Linked DNA regions of Homo sapiens: regions 1, 3 and 4 are each linked to region 2. A link is a contact called in ENCODE Hi-C or POLR2A ChIA-PET data. All regions are on one chromosome and are shown on one strand. Each heading gives the region's core, a stretch centred on a gene start or an enhancer-like site at or near the end of the contact. The rest is flanking DNA. Distances are from core to core; before and after follow the strand shown.

Evidence for each region. A loop is a pair of places that touch in the nucleus more often than their neighbours do. ChIA-PET counts read pairs that join two places held with the same protein, here RNA polymerase II (POLR2A). Pooled maps may share reads with other maps.
Region 1: a loop to region 2 is called in a map of Caco-2, with 2.6 times the contacts of the local background. The contact joins the enhancer-like site here to the promoter of ENTREP2 in region 2. A Hi-C loop is called at or near these places in 5 of 168 maps with a recorded cell type or tissue (CD14-positive monocyte, Caco-2, IMR-90 and 1 more) and 2 of 50 pooled maps. POLR2A ChIA-PET finds 5 or more read pairs at or near these places in 2 of 52 experiments (H1 and HEK293T).
Region 3: a loop to region 2 is called in a pooled map, with 2.1 times the contacts of the local background. The contact joins the promoter of LCIIAR here to the promoter of ENTREP2 in region 2. A Hi-C loop is called at or near these places in 1 of 168 maps with a recorded cell type or tissue (dorsolateral prefrontal cortex) and 1 of 50 pooled maps. POLR2A ChIA-PET finds 5 or more read pairs at or near these places in 2 of 52 experiments (Caco-2 and OCI-LY7).
Region 4: a map of left cardiac atrium shows a loop between it and region 2 (2.4-fold over the local background). The contact joins the enhancer-like site here to the promoter of ENTREP2 in region 2. A Hi-C loop is called at or near these places in 1 of 168 maps with a recorded cell type or tissue (left cardiac atrium) and 1 of 50 pooled maps. POLR2A ChIA-PET finds 5 or more read pairs at or near these places in 2 of 52 experiments (OCI-LY7 and WTC11).

The regions. Positions count from the first base shown.
Region 1 is chr15:29,634,897-29,640,159 of GRCh38, reverse strand. It overlaps a transcript of ENTREP2 not described here. Among named protein-coding and RNA genes, the nearest start is that of LCIIAR, 37 kb to the left of the region's middle. Within about 2 kb of position 3,784, at least 3 of the 41 ENCODE cell types and tissues checked have a DNase peak (open chromatin) inside an H3K27ac peak, as active enhancers do.
Region 2 is chr15:29,568,629-29,573,655 of GRCh38, reverse strand. It overlaps ENTREP2 (endosomal transmembrane epsin interactor 2), which reads left to right and starts at 2,677. Exons shown (of 11, transcript NM_015307.2): 1 at 2,677-3,151. The coding sequence starts at 2,933.
Region 3 is chr15:29,671,753-29,677,415 of GRCh38, reverse strand. It overlaps LCIIAR (lung cancer immune cell infiltration associated lncRNA), which reads right to left and starts at 2,481. Exons shown (of 2, transcript NR_135221.1): 1 at 1,890-2,481; 2 at 1-240. It also overlaps a transcript of ENTREP2 not described here. RefSeq lists enhancers at 1,007-1,537, 1,538-2,068.
Region 4 is chr15:29,467,554-29,473,315 of GRCh38, reverse strand. All of the region lies in intron 1 of ENTREP2 (endosomal transmembrane epsin interactor 2), which reads left to right. Among named protein-coding and RNA genes, the nearest start is that of ENTREP2, 100 kb to the left of the region's middle. Within about 2 kb of position 2,320, at least 5 of the 41 ENCODE cell types and tissues checked have a DNase peak (open chromatin) inside an H3K27ac peak, as active enhancers do.

The sequences.
Region 1 (5,263 bases), core at 2,535-5,034, 65 kb before region 2:
ATTTTAGTAATTTGATTTCTCTCTCTTTTCTGTCAGTCAGCCTAGGTAAAGGTTGGCCAACTTTGTTGATCTTTTACAAGAACCAACTTCTGGCTGGGCGTGGTGGCTCACACCTGTAATCACAGCACTTTGGGAGGCCAAGGCGGGCAGACTGCCTGACGTCAGGAGTTCATGACCAGCCTGGCCAACGTGGTGAAACCCCATCTCTACTAAAAATACAAAAATTAGCTGGGCGTGGTGGTGCGCACCTGTAATCCCAGCTACTCAGGAGGCTGAGGCAGGAGAATCGCTTGAACCTGGGAGGTAGAGGTTGCAGTGAGCCGAGATTATGCCATTGCACTCCAGCCTGGGTGACAAGAGTGAGACTTCGTCTCAAAAAAAAAAAAAAAAAGCAAACAAAAACCAACTTTTGATTTTGTTGATTTTCTCTATTGTTTTTCTAATTGTTATTTCATTAAATTCCTCTCTAATTCTTCTTATTTCCTTTCTTATGCTTGCTTTGGGTTTAGCTTGCTGTTCTTTCACAGTGTCTTACTGTGGAAGGTTAAGTTGTTGATTTGAGATCTTTTTTCTTTGTTATTATAAGTATTTACAATTATAAATTTATCTGTAAGAACTGCTCTAGCTGCCTCCCGTAAGTCTATGTCTCACTCTTTACTTTTAGTTTGTACAGCCAGCATTTGACTTATTTTTTATTGTGATAAAATATATGTAACATAAAATTTACCATTTTAATTGTTACGTCTGACTTTTGCATAAATGCTTCAATCACAAACTTTCGGCAGAACTTTTAGGACAAGAAACAGAGAGACAAACCGACAGATAATTATGATAAGTATGGCAAATGACAATTTTGTGTAACAGAGAGACTTTCAGATTGAGTCAAGACTCGGCCAGTTTTTTTCTGGACAGCATTGGTCTCCACGACCCAACATGCATTTGAACAAGAAGTGCAGACTATAAATGGAATAGGCAGAAATTTAGAGAGCCGTGGGACTCTGCAGATGCTCAGTAGCTTATTTACTCCTCCACGACAAAGATTTCTTTCAAAAGAGAGTTAATAGATAAGTTACAAATCAAGGTTGAAAACTCAACAAATCACTTTAGCATCCCAACAAAGTCTCACACTGAGTCATGCATTGGAAACTGCTGACCAGGATTCAGGTTATAACTCCACAAACAAGAAAGGCATTATTGCTGTTGAGTGACTCACCACAAAAAGCAGCAGAGCCCCTGACCGTGGGCTCAGCCCTTTGAGCTGAGGGCTCACACTCCTCAGATTGGGCTGTCCACTGCTCCAGACAAGGAGAATCGACAAGGCAATCTTAGTGGAATCTCCAGAATTGTTAAAGGAAAGGCAATGAATGCCACAGTGATAGAAAAATAGAACACTGGATTTATTTACTTGCTAGGCAACAGCCACGCCCGGCTAATTTTTAAACTTTTGTAGAGATGGGGTCTTGCTATGTTACCTAGGCTAGTCTCAAACTCCTGGCCTGAAGGGATCCTCCTGCTTCAGCCTCCTAAACTGCTGGGATTACAGGTGTGAACCACCACACCCAGCCCTTTGTTTTTTATTAATTGCACAGAAATCCTTTCTATTCTCACTAAAACTTTTTAAAACAATGTTTTTAGTGAGCACAATGTGACTGAATAAGCTTCATTATGTTCTTAAACCTTGATTCAGCACTCTGAGATGCAGAAGGTAAAACAGTGGTTCTCAGCTGGCAGGGTTTTGTCTGCCACCACTCTGGGGACATTTGGCAATGTCTGGAGATGGTTTTGGTTATGACTTGCAGGGACTATGCCCTTGGAATCCTGTGGATAGAGACCAGTGGTGTTCAGGATAAACCCCCACCACCAAGGATCACTGGGCTGGAAACATCAGCAGTGCCGAGGTGGAGAAGCCCTTAGCTGGAAGAGCTGGCCCTGCAGCAGGCACTCTGGGCTGCCTGGCCCATAGCCACTGTTTTTTGCTGGCAGAGCCTCGCCATAGAAACTGACAAGGCCAGATTCCTTTTGATTTCCCTTTCCCCTTCCTTCCTTGCAGAAAGGACTGAGCCAATTCTGATCAGCAGGCAGCAGCCATTACCCTCTGAAGGTCAACGCAGTTAGGTGCAGTGACAGACACACTTGGAGGTGCCACAGCCTCCTGCGTGTCCTTGTACTCCATGTCCATTTGGTCTTCTTCACTGTGGGGCATCCTCCTGGCCAACAATAACTCCGACCATCTTCAGGTGCTTGGCTGAAGAAATAGCTTGCTGTAGATGTCTCCTCTGCTTTCATGGACCAGCGTTGGCAGTGCGACGAGCTTGATTTCTCAGACCAGCTAGTTGGTGACTCCTCCGCTCTGCACACTTCCCTCTCATACCTTCTCTTCTCTAGCTCCTCCTGCAACTGGCAAGGTCTCGTTCCCGTAATAGATCTCTCATCCCATGACCCATTCTGGTTCTGCCCACCTGAGGAACCCTGGAGGATGCCCCTGAATATTACCATCTGCAGTGGGCAGTGTTCTCTCTGTCCCTTGAGGTTATGAAATTTCCATCTTGTTCAACTTCAGAGAAGTAGAGTATGTTCTAGCCCAGGAAGGACACTCACTCTCTCACTCACTCTGATTTTGGCAGGTTCTAAATCTGTCATAACCTCACACATCCAGTTATTCATGGACAAGGGAACATGAGCTCAATCTGACTTCTGCTTTTGGAGAGAAAGTGGGTGACCTGATGTGTTTCTGAGAAATGAGTCTAGGGAGGTGTGTGCCCCACTCTCTGCTCACTGCATATGTCCCCATTGCAAGCACATTTGTACCCCAGTGCTCATCTTTACCTTTATGATGTCCTCCCAGGTGAGAAATCACCCAAGTGGTCATTGCCACCCCCTACTATTTCAGTGTTTGGGGTTTTGGAAATGATTTACTGACATTGTATCAGAGCATAGTAACATTTAATCAGGGGCTGGCTTTCTCAAGGACAAATATTTTCTGACATCAGTTCCTAAGCAGAAGAGGCCAACAGCATCTGAGGATCCCTTTGTTTGGGTTTCTGGCAGTTACCTCCCTTCCCAGGGTGAACAGTGACTCTGCTGTATGAGGATTTACTTATCTTCCTGTCCTGTGTTTTTGACATTCTGAACAAAGTTTCTGGGGAGTAAACTTTATGTTTAAACCATGTTTATGTTAAGCTTTATCTGTTCAAAAATCAAGTATATATAGTTGATCATAAAATAATGACATTATAGAAAATGTGAACAAATATAGAAATGTTTTTGGTGGAACATAAGTCACTCTAAATCTCTCAACCCAGAAATACTGCTGTCACCATCTTGAGCATTTCAGTCTCATCTCTGGAATATATTTAGCTATATTCATGTCTTACAAAATTAGGGTCAAATTACATATACTGAGGAGGCAGCAAACTTTAAAAATAAAATAACCCCTGACTCACAGACTGAGGGAATAATATAATTTGAATTTGTGAGAGAGAAAAAATTATGTTGGTGTCAGGGTTGTTTTTCAGATAATTCTGAGATGGTGGCAGGAGCGTCGTATCAGGGTCTTGCTTCTCTAAAGTCCTGGATGTGGTGATGGACTACTGGCATAATATTGCTGTGTAGCAGACAACTTCACAATTTCAGTGGCTTGTAGCAACCAATGTTCATTCTTCATGCACAGCTGTGCAGGCCACTGGGCTCAGCTGCACTGGGCTCTAAGCTGCAGGGCGGCCTCTGATGTGCCCCACGGGTTCCTCCTCCTTTGATCAGCAGCACCTGGACGTGTTCTCATGGTGAAGGGCCAGAGCCCAGGAGCTGAGCCAACTGTACGCACAAGCACATTCCAGGACTTTGCCCACACCTCAACTGCTAACGTTCCATTGGCCAAAGCAACAGTTGCGACGTGAGGAAACGCCCCTCGTCCACAGCAGGCATGAGGGGAGGAGAAAATCATCCCAATGGCCACACGCGACGAGATTGCTTTTCCATCCCCGTGAAGAGCTACAGCTTTGGTGAGAGTTGCAGGAGCTGGTTTAGGCTTGGAATGAGCTGCAAAGAGGGCCTGCTTTAGCACCAGGCAGAGTTTCTCTTTCTTTCTGTCCTTGAAGACTGAACCAGCTCCTCTTTTTCTGTGTCTGTATCTCTGGCTCCTGCACAGGGGGATTTGGCTCGCCATGAGAAGGAGACATTTGTTGTCAAATAGATTTATGTTCTGGAGGGCTTTTTCTTCCAGAGCAGCCTTACCTCATCAGAATGTGGAAGGGACCTGGCTCAAGAGGTCCCAGTATCGACGACAGCAGCCAATATTTTAGACAAATCTTTTCCTTGCCTCAGCAGTGGAGGCTCCATCCTGATTTTATAAGACAGGAGCAGGTCTGCAATTAAAGCCCATAAATCACAGGTGGCTGGAGCAGACACCTCTGTTTTGATTCCTGGATAAGCTGTGGTCTCACATCATCAACAGCGCATGGCTGGGGCTTGAATGATCAGTCTCAGATGACCTGAACTCACAGGGAGAGGCCTACACGGGGTCTGTTTCCGTGGACCCCCTAGGTGTGCTGTGGCTGCACCCTGGGGAGCCTTCTCTCGCTATTCCTTGGCAGGAGAATGGGTCATCGTGGCCTAGTCCTGCCACACTTCCGAGCTCCTCTGTGTCCTCTGTGTCCCCTGTCCCATGCACGGGGTGCACATCCCGCCCTACAGTGCAGGACTCCTGAGCACACTATGGACGAGGCTGGGTGTCTCAGGCTCATGGGAGACCCAGCATGGCCCCTGTGATATTGTGAACCCCGTTTCCTGGCACATGACTCTTGAAATCCTTAGCAACTACACAGTGATGTCTTTTTGCACATGAATGAACTGACTGCTGGCTGGCAGCACCTAGGAAGGTTGGGGCTGGTTACGAGCAACACCTAGGCAGGATTAGAGGGTTAGGACTTTCAGCCCAACCCCCCAACGTGGAGGTTGAGTTGATCACCAATGGCCAGTGGTTTAATCAGTCATGAAGCTTCCATAAAAACCCTAAGGAGGCCGGGTGCGGTGGCTCATGCCTGTAATACCAGCACTTTGGGAGGCCGAGGCGGGCAGATCATGAGGTCAGGAGATTGAGACCATCCTGGCTAACACGGTGAAACCCCGTCTCTACTAAAAATACAAAGAATAGCCGGGTGTGGTGGCAGGCGCCTGTAGTCCCAGCTACTCGGGAGGCTGGATGGCAGGAGCTTTTGGATGGCTGAACACGGGGAGCTTCTTGGAGGGTGGTCCCTGGGGAGGG
Region 2 (5,027 bases), core at 1,428-3,927:
GAGAGAGAGGGGGGGAGAGAGAGAGAAGAGAGAGAGAGAAAGAAGAGAGAGAATAGACAAATATCCAGAAAGGCCAGTTTGAGCAGACATGATAAGGAAGTTCCGTTTTAACCATTATGGGGAAAGTAACTTTGAAACAACTAATCTGCTTTTTGTTCCTCATTTCTACTTTCTTCAATCTTTTTCTGTCTATACATACTCACTGCCCACATGGCAGAGTGGAGTTCTCTGAACCTCTTATGATTCTGAGGGCTGCCTTATTCATGAATTGTTCATTGTTTAAGTAAACTCTGTTAAATTTATTTGTCTAAAGTTTTCATTTTATCAACAAAACTGCTTTTTCATTGATAGAAATGTGAAGTAAGTTTAATTTCTAGATCAGTCTCTCCCTTTGGATGCAAACGAAATTTTACAGCGAAAGTAGATCCCTCTCCTAACCCACCTTCACCAAAATCTCCTGCTGTATTGCTTGGAGCTCTCTTTCCGTACCTTTCTTAAATAAATAAATAAAACAAATCAATTCACATATATTTTGGAAGCATCTCTCATTCATAAATGGGAGATCACTGGAGGTCACCAACTGGCTCCCCCTTCTGTTTAATTCATCACTGACACCTCCGAAACATCTCCCAAACACACCCAATTCTCGACATCTCCACTAACCCCACTTTAATCCAAAACACTATCACCTCTTGCCAGCTGACAGTAACAGCCTCTGAACACTCTTTCACTTGGGCACCCCTCAACCCATTTTTGGTATTGTGGTCAGAAAACTCTTTTCAAATCTCCTTATCATCTGATTCCTTTTTTTTGGTGGGGGTGGGGTTGGGGGGGCACTGTGTAGTCTCCATAACACTGAACCCAGTGTGCCGCCAGTCTTCCCACTAGACCGAAAGTTCTCTGAGTACAGGGGGCTTGCAACTCATTCTTCGATCTTCAGTGCCTGGCACATAGTGGGTGTATACTATTTTTTGAATAGTATACAATGTCAATAAACTGTAATTCACTAATTTGTTAGGCTATTGTGTGTTTCTCTCTGAATCCCTTAAAGGCAGGGATTTTTGTCTGTTTTGTTCACTGATGTACCCTAAGAACGTAAAAAAAAAAAAAGCCTTATGATTAGAGAGCTCTTTATGAACTTTTGTTGGAGGAATGAATGAACGGATGAATGAATGAATGAATGAATGGGGGAGATGATCAAATGCGAACATAACTTCCTGCCAGTCCAGGGTCATGCCTTGTATTGTTTCAAGCTCTTAAAAAGTGCTGCACTGCGAACTTCTAGGCAGAAAATGTCTCCAGGAAATTGGAATTTGTACTGGAGTGCTTTAAACAATGCCGGCCAGAGGCTTAGTCCTGTTAAAGATAAGAACTGGGGGAGAAGGCAGCGTTTGGCCACGGGCCAGCATTTTGAGATCAGTCACTCTATCTGTGGAATTCCCTACCCCCTGTTCATCCCTTGGCCATCTCGTTAAATTGGAAAATAAATCCCATCCCTGCTAAAGTGTTGGCTGATAAAGGCTTGAGCTATAGCCCCTTCAAGGGGAATTTGCATTTTAATAGAGGATCGTCAAGCCCCAAAGGAATCAATATCTCTAACGGTGAAATTTCAAGCACCAGCAACCGAGATATTTTGGGACTACACTCTCTAGCGTTTCTCATCCAACAGTAAGGTCTGCTAGAAAGACACGGAAGAATGGTCTCAGGAAATGACCGGCCGTTTCCCTTTATTACTCTGAACTTTGCCTTTTCACGTCTGGTCCCTTCAGACTCCCTAACGCTGGTGATCTCTTAATCTGTCAATGCAGCCCTTTTCAACACAAGCAGAGTCTTAAAGTTGGCTCATCAACAGGGCCACAAAGGAATTATGGCAATCAAAACTTGCAGGATTTCCCGGTATTCCAAGGGAGCCAGTACTTAGATATTTTAAACTCTATGTTGGCAAGAGGGAGTGGAGATGGTTTAATCGGTTATTAATGATATTGCGCATTTAAATTCGTTTTGTGCAATTTTTTTTTAAAGCCCAAACTTTTAACTTGTATCAAAAGCATGCAAACCAAAGGTGGGTAAGGGACATCGTGTGTGTCCTGGCAATGTTCTCGGAATGTCCTCCAGAGCTGAGTTCTCTCAGCGGATGGCTTGGGAGATTCTCGAACTGCAGAAAAGCAGCATCTTGGATCTTGGATTTTTGCATTCAAGAGGCTCCTGTTCGCCACACCTGCGGCCCAGCGCTCGGAATTTCCCTCCTGTCTGCTCCCAGCCCGTCTCCCCGTCCTCAGCGCCCCGCGCGCCCATCCCGAGCCGTCCCCAGGCTCTGAAGGCTCGGCTGGCCCGCTGCCGCTATCGGGCCCCTCCGCGCAGCCGACCCAGGGCTCCGCCGCGGAGGCTGATGCCGTTGCCCTTGATGCGCTGCCGCCCCCGCTCTCCTTCCGCAGACCTGCAGCCGCCAGGGCGCGAGGCGTGAGCGCGGAGGCTGGGACGCCAGGACCGCACCTGCGCCTTCCCCGCCCCTCTCCCGGCTCCCGGGTCCCGGCTCCCGCTCCCGCCCCAGCTGGGGCCCAGCGCACGGCGGCGGGGCTCGCGCCCGGGGACGGCAGCGGCTCGCGCCCGGTACGGCAGCAGCGGCGGCGGCTCGCGCCCGCGCTCGGGCCGGGGAGCGCGCGGGGCGGGCGGGGGAGGGCGCAGCGCGGCGCGGCCGGCGGGCGGGCGGCGCGGCGGCGGCGGCATGGGCGCGGGCACCGGCGGGGGCTGCGGGCGCCCGGCTCCCCGCCCGGCCCGGCCCGCTCCCGGCGCGCGGCCGCCGCAGCCCTGGCAGCCGGCTGGGAGGCCGTCCCTGCACCCGGCGCAACTTGCCTCGGACCCTCTGTGAGGAGAGGCGGCGGCGCGCGCCGGGCCGGGCGGGAGCGGGCGAGGCGTGCGGGCGCCCGGCGCGATGCCTCCGGCCGGCGGCCCCCGAGCGCCGCGTCCCGCCGCGCTGCCCCGCAGCCTGTCCCGCCTGCGCGAGTGCCCGGGCCGCTCCCGCATCGTGCTGGCGCTCGGGGCCACGCAGATGGCGCTCGGATGCCTCATCGTGGCAGTCAGCTTCGCCGCGCTGGCGCTCACCACCTCGGCCCGCGTCCGCCACTCCTGCCCCTTCTGGGCAGGCTTCTCGGTGAGTGTCCGCGACCAGGCGGGGACGGGCTCCGGGGACTGCGCGGGCCGGGGGGGCTAGGCGCTGCGGCCGCCGGGACGCCACCGCGGGCGGCAAGTTCCGGCGGCCAACGCCGGGGCCGAGTAGCTGCAGCGCGGGGCGCAGTTCGAAACTCCGAGCAGAATAACTCCAGGGCCCGGCTCGCCGCTCTCGGAGCATCGCGTTCCCGCTCCTATTGCGCTGATTCCCGGAGTTACTTTTCTTGGAGGAAACAGCAGCCAGGCGCCCGCCGTCCTCCGAGCCCGCAGCGGCCGGAGGGAGCGCCGGGGACCGCGCGCGCCGGGGACACGACCTCGCCATCCGAGCGGCCGCGGCCGAGGCGAGGAGGTGGGAGCCGAACCCGGAGCGGAGCAGCATGTGGGCGCGCCTCTCACCCTCGCGGCGGCCCTGACCGGGGGCGGTGGGGGTGGGGGGTGGGGTGGGGGGGCGGGGGAGGGGCGCCTCCCGTCGGGTTTTGGGTCAGCCCGGATATCGGGGATCGGCCGGGCGGCCCCTGTGGTCGCTCGCTGACTTGGCTTCGGGGACTTCTGGTTTCCCGCGTCCGCCCAGAACGGCGTGGTTTGTGGGCGACGGGACTGGGCAGGCGACCCGCATCCGGCGTCCTGGGGCAGGGGGCAGGCAAGGGGGGGCGGCGTGCTTTCTGAGCTCCAGACCTTAAGGATGACCGATTTTCAGACTCTTAACCACCAAATCAGAGAAGCCAGTGGTGAACAAATCTCCATAGAAGAAAGACGTCTCGATTAAAGTGACTGTCCCCAAGAGTTAATTTTTGGCGTTTTGTAGCATTTTGATGAAAGTCGGTTTTTTTCCTATATTAACAAAGAATGGACGTTATGGGAATGGGAGAGATATATATGCAGAGCAGATATTTATGAAGAGAGGCACTTGTTCTGAGAACTCTTGACATCTGTAACTGCATTTGGTGGATCGTGCTGAAATACATCGCATAGGCTTGTAAACTCAGTATGTTTTACTTCCATCTACAGAAATCCAAACCAATCCTTTAAAACTAATGTTTGCTATTTGTTCTTGAGTTTTAAAATTTGAAAAATTCGTCCAGCTTTGCTTATTTGTTTATTTCATAATGGTCTTTGTTTTTTAAGTTCATTGCATGGCTTTTACCATAAGATCTGAGCAAAATTGCCTCTGGAACACCTCGATCGATACAGGTGTGGTTGTTCATCCTAATGGGAGTATTAATTTTCGAAGCGTATTTTAGATCAAGGGTGAGCCTTGGAGAGCTGAATAGGAACAACAGACTGTGTGGTCATAGCTGGGAGTATTCAAAGAAAAGAGAGGAGGTTGGAGGCAAGCACACGGGAGCCATGATTTAAATGCCCCTCTCTATATAGTTTTCACACATCTATTGCTCAGTTTTTACCATTATTTAATATGCATTGTTTTCATGTCTGTCTAGCGGGCACTGAGGTTTAAGTCTGCTGGAACCAGCCTACAGGTGGCAGACTGGTGAATTAGCTCCACTTCCTGGCTCCTCCCTGAGCCCGCCCTTCCTGGTTTAGCCTTGGGTTCCCAAGGGTGTGGAGAGAGAACTGCCTTTTAATAATAAACCTAAAGGGGAAAACATTAATTGGACACAGTAGAAAAGCTTATTTATGTGAAAAATGCACATCATCCCCTACATTTTAGTTTAAAGAGTTAAATAAATGTGTAAAACAGTTAATTCAGTTTGCTTTTGCAGTGTTATTCTCTTCAACAGCTCTAACCTATTCTTTTTTTTTTTTTTTTTTTTTTTTTGCCTTAAGAGGCAGGATCTCGCTCTTTTGCCCAGGCTGGAGTGCAGTGACACTATCATAGCTCACGGCAGCCTGGAACTGCT
Region 3 (5,663 bases), core at 1,232-3,731, 100 kb before region 2:
TATGAAGGAGAAGAAATGTTCACATATCAAAACTCATTAGCTCTGATATGAAAAGAAGACATGGCCACCAGCAGTTTTAAAATAAGTATCTCTGAAATGCCACGCAGCTTCCTCCTTTCCCTCTGAATCACCATTCGTTCATTCTTCCTGGCTGCCTTGGGCTGAGTGCTGAGGAGGTCTAGCAACATCAGAGCGGCAGGAGCGGCTGTCCATTAGCAGCATTTGGCACGCTGGAGGGAGCTGCAATTAGATTGAGCTATCAGAGGGGGTTTCCATAAATCTCCCGGCATTCTGCTTCATGATTCTCAGCTATCCTTTCTTCCCTTTGCAGGCAAGAGCTGGGAGGCGTTTTGTGGACCAAAAGCACTTTGTTCTGCAGAGCACTTTCGGCCTGTGTGGGAGGATGCCCTGGCACATGGGGAGAGGCCATGGGTGTGTGTTCATTATGCACTTTCTCCTGCAGACCTCTTAAGAGTCCTGAGCCTCCCCCGCCAGTTTCCATTTGCAGAGACCCCATTCACACGTAGCTATTTTACACATGCTCCTTGATAATCAAACCAGAACTGCTTGGACATCTGCATGGCTATTTTGGGGCTTCTAGGAGACTGAGGAAGACAACCTTATTTTCAACAGTCCACAAAGATGTGACATCATTCTGAACAGTAAGGCTGGCTGGGCTCGGTGACTCATGTCTGTAATCCCAACATTTTGGGAGGCCAAGGCTGGAGGAACACTTGAGCCCAGGAGTTTGAGACTAGCCTGGCCTACATAGTGAGACCCCTGTCGCTAAAAAAAAATTTTTTCTTTTTTTTTTTTGAGACAAGAGTTTCGCTCTTGTTGCCCAGGCTGGAGTGCAATGGCGCAATCTTGGCTCACTTGCAACCTCCGCCTCCTGGGTTCAAGCAATTCTTCTGCCTCAGCCTCCTGAGTAGCTAGGATTACAGGCATGCACCACCACGCCCGGCTAATTTTGTATTTTTAGTAGAGATGGGGTTTCTCCACGTCGGTCAGGCTGGTCTCCGACTCCCGACCTCAGGTGATCCGCCGGCCTGGGCCTCCCAAAGTGCTGGGATTACAGGCATGAGCCACCGCACCCGGCCAAAAAAAATTGTTTTTAATTATAAAAAGAGAGTAAGGCTTTCCAGGAGGTCAAGCAAGTGTGGTGATTGCTCCGTGAACCGTGAGAGACCAATACCGCAGCATTTACAAAACCCCCGCTGGGACTCAGCACAGTGCCCTTCCTCCAAACCTCAACTCCGGCAGGGGCAGAAGCAAGGCACCTGTGAGGCGCATCACTTTGGACACACCACTTTGGTTTGTTTGCTTTGGTTTGACCCCAGGCGGGAAAATCCGGGCCTGGTTCTCCTCCTCTCCCTCCCTCCCCTCCTCTCAGCTCTTACCTGGAAACTGCTCGGGACAAAGCCGGGTCCCCGCTGCGCGTGCAGCCTCCCAGGCCCTCCCCGTCGGCCTCCCTGCCTCCCCCCGCAATTCTCTCGCCTCGCGGGCAGCCTCGGCGCTCACGCACCCTGCAAACCCCTATCCCTCCGGGCCGGAACACCCCAGCTCTACGGCTGAGGGTGCAGGGGCGCCGAGGGCTGGGCGCCCGGGAGTTCCACAGCTCCCTGCACTTGATGATCTTCTGCAGTTATTCCAGAAGTAAACCGCCGCCTCCTTCATTTTTGCTTTGTTACGGGGTCTGGGCTCTGTCGCCCAGGCTGGAGTGCAGTGGCGCGATCTCGGCTTACTGCAGCCTCGACCGTCCTGGGCGCAGGTGATCTTCCCACCTCAGCCTCCCCGAAGTGCTGGGACCACAGGCGCGCGCCACTATGCCAGGCTAATTCTTAAATTTATTGTAGAGATGGTGGGCGGGGGGTGGGGGGGCGTCTTACTATGTTGCCAAGGCAGGTCTCGAACTCCTGGGCTCCAGCGATCCTCCCGCCTCGGCCTCCCTGGGTGCCAGCCGCCTCCCTATTTGCTGTCTGGGGCTTTGCCTTCTGGCGGGCTCCGTAGCAGTGACCGGCCCCTCGCTGCGGGTGGACATGCTCGTGCGAGTCGCGCGGGCTCGCGGCGGCCAGGAGCCTGTGGGACGCTGCGTGGGAGTTCCCATCCCGCGGTCCCAGGACCCCCGGCAGCAGCTGCCACGCTCAGGGCGGAAAGTGCCTGGGTGGCCAAAGCGGGGGCCTGGGGAGAGAGCCAGCCCCGGGAGGACGGCACTGCAGAGGCGGCCAGGAGGCAGGGGAGGCTCGGCGACCCTGGCAGGCGCTGCGGGACGCCGAGGACTGGGGCGGCGTGCTGGAGATCCGCGGCCAACCGTGGGGTGAGCAAGGGAGGAGGGGAGGGAGCGGCCGAGGGGCCCAGAGCTGCAGCAGGAGGTCGGGGAGCGAAGGGCAGGCGCGCCCAGGCCCCGGCGGGGGAGGGGAGGTTCTGAGTCCGGGGTGGCGGAGAGGGGAAGCCAGCGGGGCTGGCGGAGGGGCGGATCCCACGGGAAGGGGCGGGGAGCGCCGGGGACTAGGGGCGAGGAGGCCGCGGGACTGGGCGGAGCAGGGGCGCCACAGGTGCGGGGCGCTAGTGCGAGAGGCGGAGGCAGCGGGGAAGGAAGGGAGGCCGGCAGGGGGAAGCCCGCCCCTTCCTCCGCGCCCCCTCCTCCCTCTCCTCCCTCCCCCTTTTCCCTCCTTCCCTCCTCCACACCCCCTCCTTCCCTCCGCCCCCCCGGCATGCCTCCTTTTCCCTAGGGAAAAGTGCCCGTTCTTTTACTCTCCCTTCCATCCCTCGATATTCTTAATCCCTCAGGCGGCTGGTCTCACAGGAATTTAAAGAAAGAAAAAATCTGATTAAAAGTCTGTGCTCAAGCCGGGCGCGGTGGCTCACGCCTGTAATCCCGGCACTTTGGGAGGCCGAGGCGGGCGGATCACGAGGTCAGGGGTTCGAGAACATCCTGGCCAACATGGTGAAACCCCGTCTCAACTAAAAATACAAAAATTAGCTGGGCATGGTGGCGGGCACCTGTAGTCCCAGCTACTCGGGAGGCTGAGGCAGGAGAATCGCTTGAGCCTGGAAGGCAGATGTTGCAGTGAGCTGAGATTGCGCCACTGCACTCCAGCCTGGGCGACAGAATGAGACTGTGTCTGAAAACAAAAACAAAAACAAAAAAAACAACTCTGCCCATCAGGCAGCAGGACAGGGTGGAGCGTTTGCTGCTTCTGGCTGGGGTAGCGAGGAGTTGATACAGGCTTCCTGGTCCCCTGGGGCACAGGACTTGACTGCTGGCAAAGCCCCCCCCCCCCCCCATCCTCTGCAGGCTGGGGAAGGGCTGAGTCCCACACACCCTGGGAGGCAGGAAGTATCCCAGGACACATTTCCTCAGTCACCCTCCTACCTGATCCACTAGAGAAATGGGGAAGGGGGACCACACACTCTGGTTTCTCCAGATTTCCTGGATTGCCCTGAACACACACACAGCAACAGGACGGGTACTCAAAGGCTACCACATCCCAAACTCAACCTTCAGAGAAATGGTAGATCTGCCTTTGCAAAATTATAACAGACAACTATGACAGTGAAAGAGATCTCACCTAACTGACTCCATCTTGCTTCCAACCCCCAAGCTGTCCTTGTCATTCCTGGGCATGAACTAACTTTGGGAGGAACTTGGTTTATTGTTTTGCTTTGAAACAAAAACAATAACAGCCCTTTCCCAAAACAAACTCCCTTCTTGCCTGGGGACTACACTGCCTTTGCAGGACTAACAAATTAGCTGTAAGGTTAGAAATTAGGGTTTAGGAGTCATGCATCTGGAGACTCCAAGATTCTGAGCCATCCCAAATTGCTCCTGAGAATAAACTCACTATGGTAAGGCCTAAGATCAGTGCTTGAGATGATTTGTAGACCCTGCACATGATGATCGATGATCAGCTGGCACCACATGGGATCCTGTGGCCTCTACCCAGGAACTGATTCAGCAAAAGAGGACAGCTTCGACTTTCCGTGATTTTGTCAGAGGTGTTTGAACCACAGCGACTCCATCTTGAGTAGGGGCTGGGTGAAATAAGGCTGAGACCTGCTGGGCTGCATCCCCAGGAGGTTAGGCATTCTTAGTCACAGGATGAGGTAAGAGGTCAGTACAAGATACAGGTCATAAAGACCTTGCTGATAAAACAGGATGTGGTAAAGAAGCTGGCCAAAACCCACCAAAACCAAGATGGCGACGTCTTTTAATAATTAGAGTATAATGAGCTGTGGTCATCCTCACTGCTTATTATACTCTAATTATAATGTTTAGCATGCTAAAAGACACTCCTACCAGCACCATTACGGTTCACAAATGCCATGGCAACGTCCAGAAGTTACCCCCTATGGTCTAAAAGAGGGAGTAACCTTCAGTTCCTGGAATTGCCTTCCCCTTTCCTGGAAAACTCGTGTATAATCCACCGCTTGTTTAGCATATAATCAAGAAGTAACTAAGTATACTCCCTCGAGCAGCTCATGCCACTGCCCTGCCTATGGAGTCACCAACTTGATGGACTTGCCCTGAATTCTTTCTTGCGTGAGATCCAAGAACCCTTTCCTGGTGTCTGGATTGGGACCCCTTTCCAGCAACAATTTTATCTTCTACCCAACCAATCAGCATTCCCCATTTTCCAACCCCCCCAACCCACCAAATTATCCTTAAAAACCCAGATCCCCAAGTTTTCAGGGAGACTGGTTTGAGTAGTAATAAAACTCCAGTCTCCTGTGCAGCCGGCTCTGCGTGAATTAAACTCTCGACTGCAATTCCCCTGTCTTGATAAATCGGCTCTGTCTAGGCAGTGGGTATGGAGAGCCCATTGGGCAATTACACATGGACCGTGTGTGGTGACTCCATGTTCAAGCAGCCAGAAGCTCCCTGGTTGAGGCACCCTGGATAACTGGAATTTCCCATACTTGATTTGACTTTTAGAAAAAAAAAATAGAGAATGCAACAGTGTTTTTCTTTATTTTTCACCTGGAAATCATTTTTAACCTTTGAGGGTAGTCAAGGACCCATTTGAAAATTGGACAACTGATTTCCTCAGAAAAGAAGACCTTAAAAATAAAAATTGTACATGCCATTGTGGGATCCATAGGCCCTTGGATAAGAATCCCTGTAGTAAACCGGGCGCGGTGGCTCATGCCTGTAATCCTAGCACTTTGGGAGGCCAAGGCGGGTGAATCACTTGAGGCCAGTAGTTTGAGATCAGCCTGGCCAACATGGCAAAACCTCCTCTCTACTAAAAATAAAAAAAATTAGCCGGGTATGGTGGTGTGTGCCTGTAATCCCAGCTACTCGGGAGGCTGAGGCATGAAAATCATTTGAACCCAGGAGGCAGAGGTTGCAGTGAGCCAAGATGGCGCCACTGCACTCCAGCCTGGGCGACAGAGTGAGATGCTGTTTCAAACAAACAAACAAAAAAAGAATCCCTGCAGTAAACCGTCTCCTTCCAGCCCCTGGAAGCCATGGCAGCCAGCTGTGCCCACTGCCAATTCTGTGCCACTGTAGGTGGAATTCAAGGCAGACGGGGGCTCCTTGGGGGACACTGTGGCATGTGCTGCCTTTGATGGGGATCACAGCCTCTCAGCCTCTGAAGCTGGGAGAATCGCTGGGATCACCTGTCCAAACAGAAAGCCCACAAGGACCCCAGAGAGGT
Region 4 (5,762 bases), core at 1,071-3,570, 100 kb after region 2:
GCTATAGAAGAGGGCACATTCCAGCTGCCCAGGGACAGGTTACCCGGGTTAGTCAGAGCTGTAGCCAGAGAGGGGAAAGGAGGGGGTGGGAGCAGCCTGGGTATGGTGTGGCTGCAAGAAAGTCACACTTGTCATAGGGTGAAGCTGGGCCACCTGCTCCTCCTTCTTTCCCAAGTGAGATTGCTGGAAAAACACCGTCCTGTCCAACAGGTAAACCAGCTGTACAGTGAGTGCTGGTGAGCTGCCCCTCCCCTGCTTCCCCCACCCTCAAGAACCTACCCTGCCTCCTTTCCCCCTTCCTAACTGGCCTCTTGGGACTACTTTGAAGACTTCTCTGGTGACTGAGTGTACTGACCAGCCAGTGGCTGTTTTGTCATCCTTCAGCAGATAGTTACAATCTATTTTTTATTCTCTTTCTAGTAGTCAAATGTAAGTACTTGTATGCTTAAACCTAAAATCTTTAAAAAATGGATAAAAGGGAGATTCTTGTATTTATATCACATGTATTATTACACTAATTTATAAAATAACTTATAATATAATTGATTATAGGCCGGGTGCAGTGGCTCACACCTGTAATCTCAGCACTTTGGGAGGCCAAGGCAGATGGATCACATGAGGTCAGGAGTTAGAGACCAGCCTGGCCAACATGGTGAAACCTCATCTCTACTAAACATACAAAAATTAGCTGGGCGTGGTGGGGGGAGCCTGTAATCCCAGCTACTTGGGAGGCTGAGGCAGGAGAATTGCTTGAACCCAGGAGGCGGAGGTTGCAGTGAGCCGAGATTGCGCCATTGCACTCCAGCCTGGGCAACAGAGCGAGACTCCGTCTCAAATTTATATGTGTGTGTGTGTGTGTGTGTGTGTGTGTGTGTGTGTGTGTGTGTTGTGTGTTGTGTGTGTGTATAAAATATTTAATATTAACACACTGAAGCCAGAGCTGCCTTGTCTGAACAGTTCATCATGATGCCATTTTTAAGGTGGGTTTTGATTATCGAGACCTGCCCTTCCAGAGCTGTTTTCCTCCTGGTGCCACCTCTTCCTGAATTGTCCCTGCTGATGCTGGGTGAATTGCATGACAGGCCTGGCTTCAGCATTTAAGCGTCCCCAGAGTTGGAGACAAGGTAACAAAGGCAACACCATCAGGAGAGCTTTGTTCTGTAACATGAGCACATTGAGGCCTCATGATGATTCCTGCTTTGCATTTCTTGGGGGAAGATTGTTTTGGGGTGCTCCTCTCCCCAGCTTGTGGGGGCCCACTGCCCTGTTGCTTGGCCCAGCCCTTCTGGGCCCCCACCGCGTGCTGCTGTGTTCCACCCTCTGCTCCACCCCAGCCCTCAGGGCCACTCCTCCTTGGGTGACCACTGTCAGCATTGATCTTGAATCAGAGAGTTGTGCATGTGGACTGCAGGTTCTGATTCTCCCGGGGCTGCTGGATCAGGGCCCCCAAATCTCCACGTGTGCATGTGGGCTGCCTGCAGCTTGTTCAGAATCTTCTTTTTCAGAAGAAGGCATGAGGTAGAAAAAAGATTGAGAAACAATGTGTTGTAGATCAGTGTGACTAATTGTTTTCAAAGAAACACCCAGGGCCTTTGCACCAGAGGTGTGCTGTCCTACTGGCGGGTGCGGGGCTTACGTATTACCCCGGTGTATGCGTGCATTGCCTTTTGTGGCCCTTGGCCCCCGTGCTGCCGTGTGGGTTATGATGGGCATATGGGCTCTGGTGAGCATTTGCTTGGAGCTTTGCTACTCCCTTTATTCCTAGGGATCTGCCAGCCCTTCCTGCCACTTTGTAGCCGCTGTTCTGCCTCTCTGTTATCCCGGCGCCTCCCGGGGTCTCTCTGTTTTCTGTGCTTGTCTTTCTGTTCTCTCCTGTGCCTATTCTCAGCCACCTGTGCCCTCACTTTCTATTTGTAGCACATCCCAGTCCATGCTGGCTGCCCCTGCAGCTCGAGGGGCCGCTGTGTGGTCAGAAGTCCTTCTTGGAGCTTTTTCTATGTGCACATTCACTCTCTGCACAATGCATTAGCCAACAGTTGGGAAACGTTTTTACTCTTAGTGATGGAGCCTTTTCTACCAATGAAATCTTATGAGGAAGCTCAGTATGTGAAAATGGAGTTGATCTGGATGAAGGTGGGGCCCAGGCATTACAACCCTCTCCACTTAGCAACTCCCCACCCAGGACCATCAATGTCCCCTAGATCCTCTGGGGCTGTGTGGGGCACTATAAAAAACCAGTGCATTGGGCTGAGCTCTGCTTAATGAATTCAGGAGTCGGCAGGAAAATGTGGAGTGATTCCAATGCCCCACCTCTGTTTACTTAGCAGAGTCACTTCGAGCCATAGCCAGTATTTTGAGTTGGTCTAGTGAGATCACCTGTAATAGTGGTTGCTAATGTGAAACAAGGCATGACGTTTGTCAAATGACTGTGACTTGAGCAATTTTTAATTGTGACTTGGTATTAAGGAATGAACATTAATTACCAATTAAACAAAAAATTAATCTAGGAAGAGAATCAAGGAGGAACTGCTCACTGTCAGGGCTAGCATATCTTTGAGGGACTGTCTCATGTCAGACGTCTTGAAGGCAGAGCGTCCTTCAGGCTCATGAGCCCCGAGCTGGCCACTGTCAGGATGCTGTGGAAGAGTCACACGCATCACCTTGTCTGCCAGTGCTTGTCAGTTGATTGTGGCTTCCGGCAGCGTTTGTAGGACTGGGAAGGATTTCGAAGTGCGTCTGGGCTTCCCTGGAAAAGACCATATGGTTGATTAGTAGCGGCAGCCGCGGTGAAGGATGGGCCCTGGTTGTCCGAGTGACGAGTATTTGCCTGCCCTGGATTGCAACAGAGGTGAACTTGGCAGGAAGGAGGGAGGCGTGAGGTGAATGAAGTTTGCAAGGGAGCTGGCAGGAGGCTCCCCGAGACGAAGCAGGTAAATGTACTCTCACCTGCTGATTGATGAGTGTCCTGTAGCCCTTGGCAGGGCCCAGGACCTGTGGGCTTCACCTGTGACCTCAGTGGGCTGGCACTGCCTCAGGACCCTCCGGATGCTCAACCACACATAGAACAAACGTGGCAGTGGGGGGCACCGAGCAGCCCCTCTGCCAATCTTGAGTGGCTTTGCTGGATCCTGCCCGTGTTCACACACACGCCGTGACTGTCTGTGGTATGTGTGTGAAGGTTTTCAGTTAATTTGGGATCCATTCTTTGATCTTGTCTTAGGCTCCTTTTAGTGATTTAAAGAAATCTATTCTGCGGTTTTCAAGGCTGTGTTGAACATACATGATATTGAATCTGTGGCTTGCTTGTCAAAAAATCAGTGCTTTTAGCTCTTACTTTTGATGACCCAGGGGCACTGAATGTGGAAAAGGAGACAAAAGTACTTCTTTAGTGGTAAAGAAAATTCAACTATAGATAGAAATATGGAGGTGGCAGTTTACAACTTTAATCAGAGTCTTACGGGGGACCTGCTGGGTCCCTTCCAGGAGGCTGTCTCAAAGGTAGCCTTTGGAGCTGGAAGGGAGGCTTTTTAAAAAAAATTAATTTATTAAAAAATGTTTAATTGTGGTAAAATACACATATGTGAAACTGATCCTCTTAACCATGTTGAAGTGTACAACTCAGTGGCATTGAGTGCGTTCACACTGTTGCTCAGCCATCACCACCATCCATCTCTATAACGTTTTCACCTTCCCAAGCTGAAACTCTGTAGTCATTCAACACCAACTCCCTATTTCCCCTCCCCCGCCATGGCAACCACCACTCTACTTCTCTGTGAATCTGACTACTCCAGGTACTGCATAGAAGTGCAGTCATGCGGCTGGGAGTGGTGGCTCATGCCTGTAATCCTAGCACTTTGGGAGGCCAAGGCAGGTGGATCACTGGAGGTCAGTAGTTCGAGACCAGCCTGGCCAACATGGTGAAACCCTGTCTCTACTAAAAATACAAAAATTAGCTGGGCGTGGTGGCGTGCGCCTGTAATTCCAGCTACCCAGGAGGCTGAGGCAGGAGAATTGCTTGAACCCAAGAGGCGGAGCTTGCAGTGAGCCCAGATCACGCCACTGTACTCCAGCCTGGGCGACAGAGCGAAACTCTGTCTCAAACAAACAAACAAACAAAACAAAACAAAAAAGAAGCAGAATCTTGCAGGATTTGTCCTCTGTGACTGGCGTATTTCCCTCAGCACCATGTCCTCGAGGTTCATCCATTGGTGGATGTTGCATGTGTCAGCATTTCTGGAAGGGGGCTATCGGGATGGGGTGGAACCACCTCGGATGCTCTTCCAGCCTTATCCTAAGCCGGAGCCCTAGGGAAGAAAGGCCACTGCATTTGGCTGCATGGGGCTGCTCTGGTGGCCTTTGTGCAGGTTTTGTGTGTGTTACCTTAACGTTGGAAGAACTTTTTAAAAAATCATATTAATATATTTTTTTTGTAGCTCCACAGTTGCTTGAAGCCCTGAAAACTGGGGTTACATAAGAAAATTTTCAACAGTTTCAAAACAGATTTAATTATCATATAATTGTTAAAAATGTATGTGTTGGCTAATGATTAGAACTATATTTTAAAATCATATTCAGAAGTTTAACAAAAATGCATCCAAATTAATAATTGAAAAGCAACTTCAGACACTATTAAAGATTTAATTAGTTTAATCAACCCTGCAAATGTTCATTTGGATTATCTGTCTTGCTTTTTTTTTTTTTTTTTGAGATGGAGTTTTGCTCTCGTTGCGCAGGCTGGAGTACAATGGGGCAATCTCGGCTCACTGCAATCTCTGCCTCCTGGGTTCAAGCGATTCGCCTGCCTCAGCCTCCCAAGTAGCTGGGATTACAGGCATGCGCCACCACCCCGCCTAATTTTTGTATTTTTAGTGGAGACGAGGTTTCACTATGTTCGCCAGGCTGGTCTCGATCTCTGGACCTCAAGTGATCTGCCCACCCTGGCCTCCCAAAGTGCTAGGATTACAGGCATGAGCCACCATGCCCAGCCTGTCTTTTCTTAATCATTCACATTTAGGTACCATTGGTGGTCTAGTGATGCAAGTTAGATCCCACCCCCAGAACCAGCTTATAAAATGAATATTTGCTGTCTTGGAATTTCTTAATTATGTTCAGTATACATTTAGAAATATTTATGGCTTTACAGTCGATCACTGTTGGAAGGAGGGTGCTCCCAGTATTGGAAACACTGTCCTAGGTTCTTTGGGGGAATAAAAACAATGCATGATGATCTTGCTTTCAAGCAGCTTGTCTTCTGTCCGGCACGTACCATCCACTTGCAGGAGAAAGAGCTGTGAGCCTTGTGCTGTGGTGCAAGGTCTTTAGGCAGCGGTTTGTTTGGCATCTGGAGGCAGGAACAATCAGAAGAGGCTTCAGGGAGGGGCAGAGCTGGAGCTAGCCATGATTGCTGGGTGGCTTTCATCCAGTGGATAACAGAGAAGGGCAGTGGGTTGTGGGTACCCCAAGTTAGGCACAGGGGAGCAGAAACAGAGTGTGATTGAAGGCTGGTAAGTCATGCTGCAGAAAGGCCAGTCTGGAAGGGGAACAGAGCTGGACACTGCCTTCTGTGCCTGGCCATAGATGGTCTTAATTGGGCTACGGATGTTCAACTTCCTCAGAGTAACGTGTGTTCCTCTAAGGAGTGATGTGATGAAAGCAGGGGGATGTGGTAGTTTCACCGGGTGGTCTCTGTGCATTGAATCTCTTTGACACAGCCTTGGAAGGGCCTATAACTAGGACAGCCCAACCACAAAGCACTGCAGCCT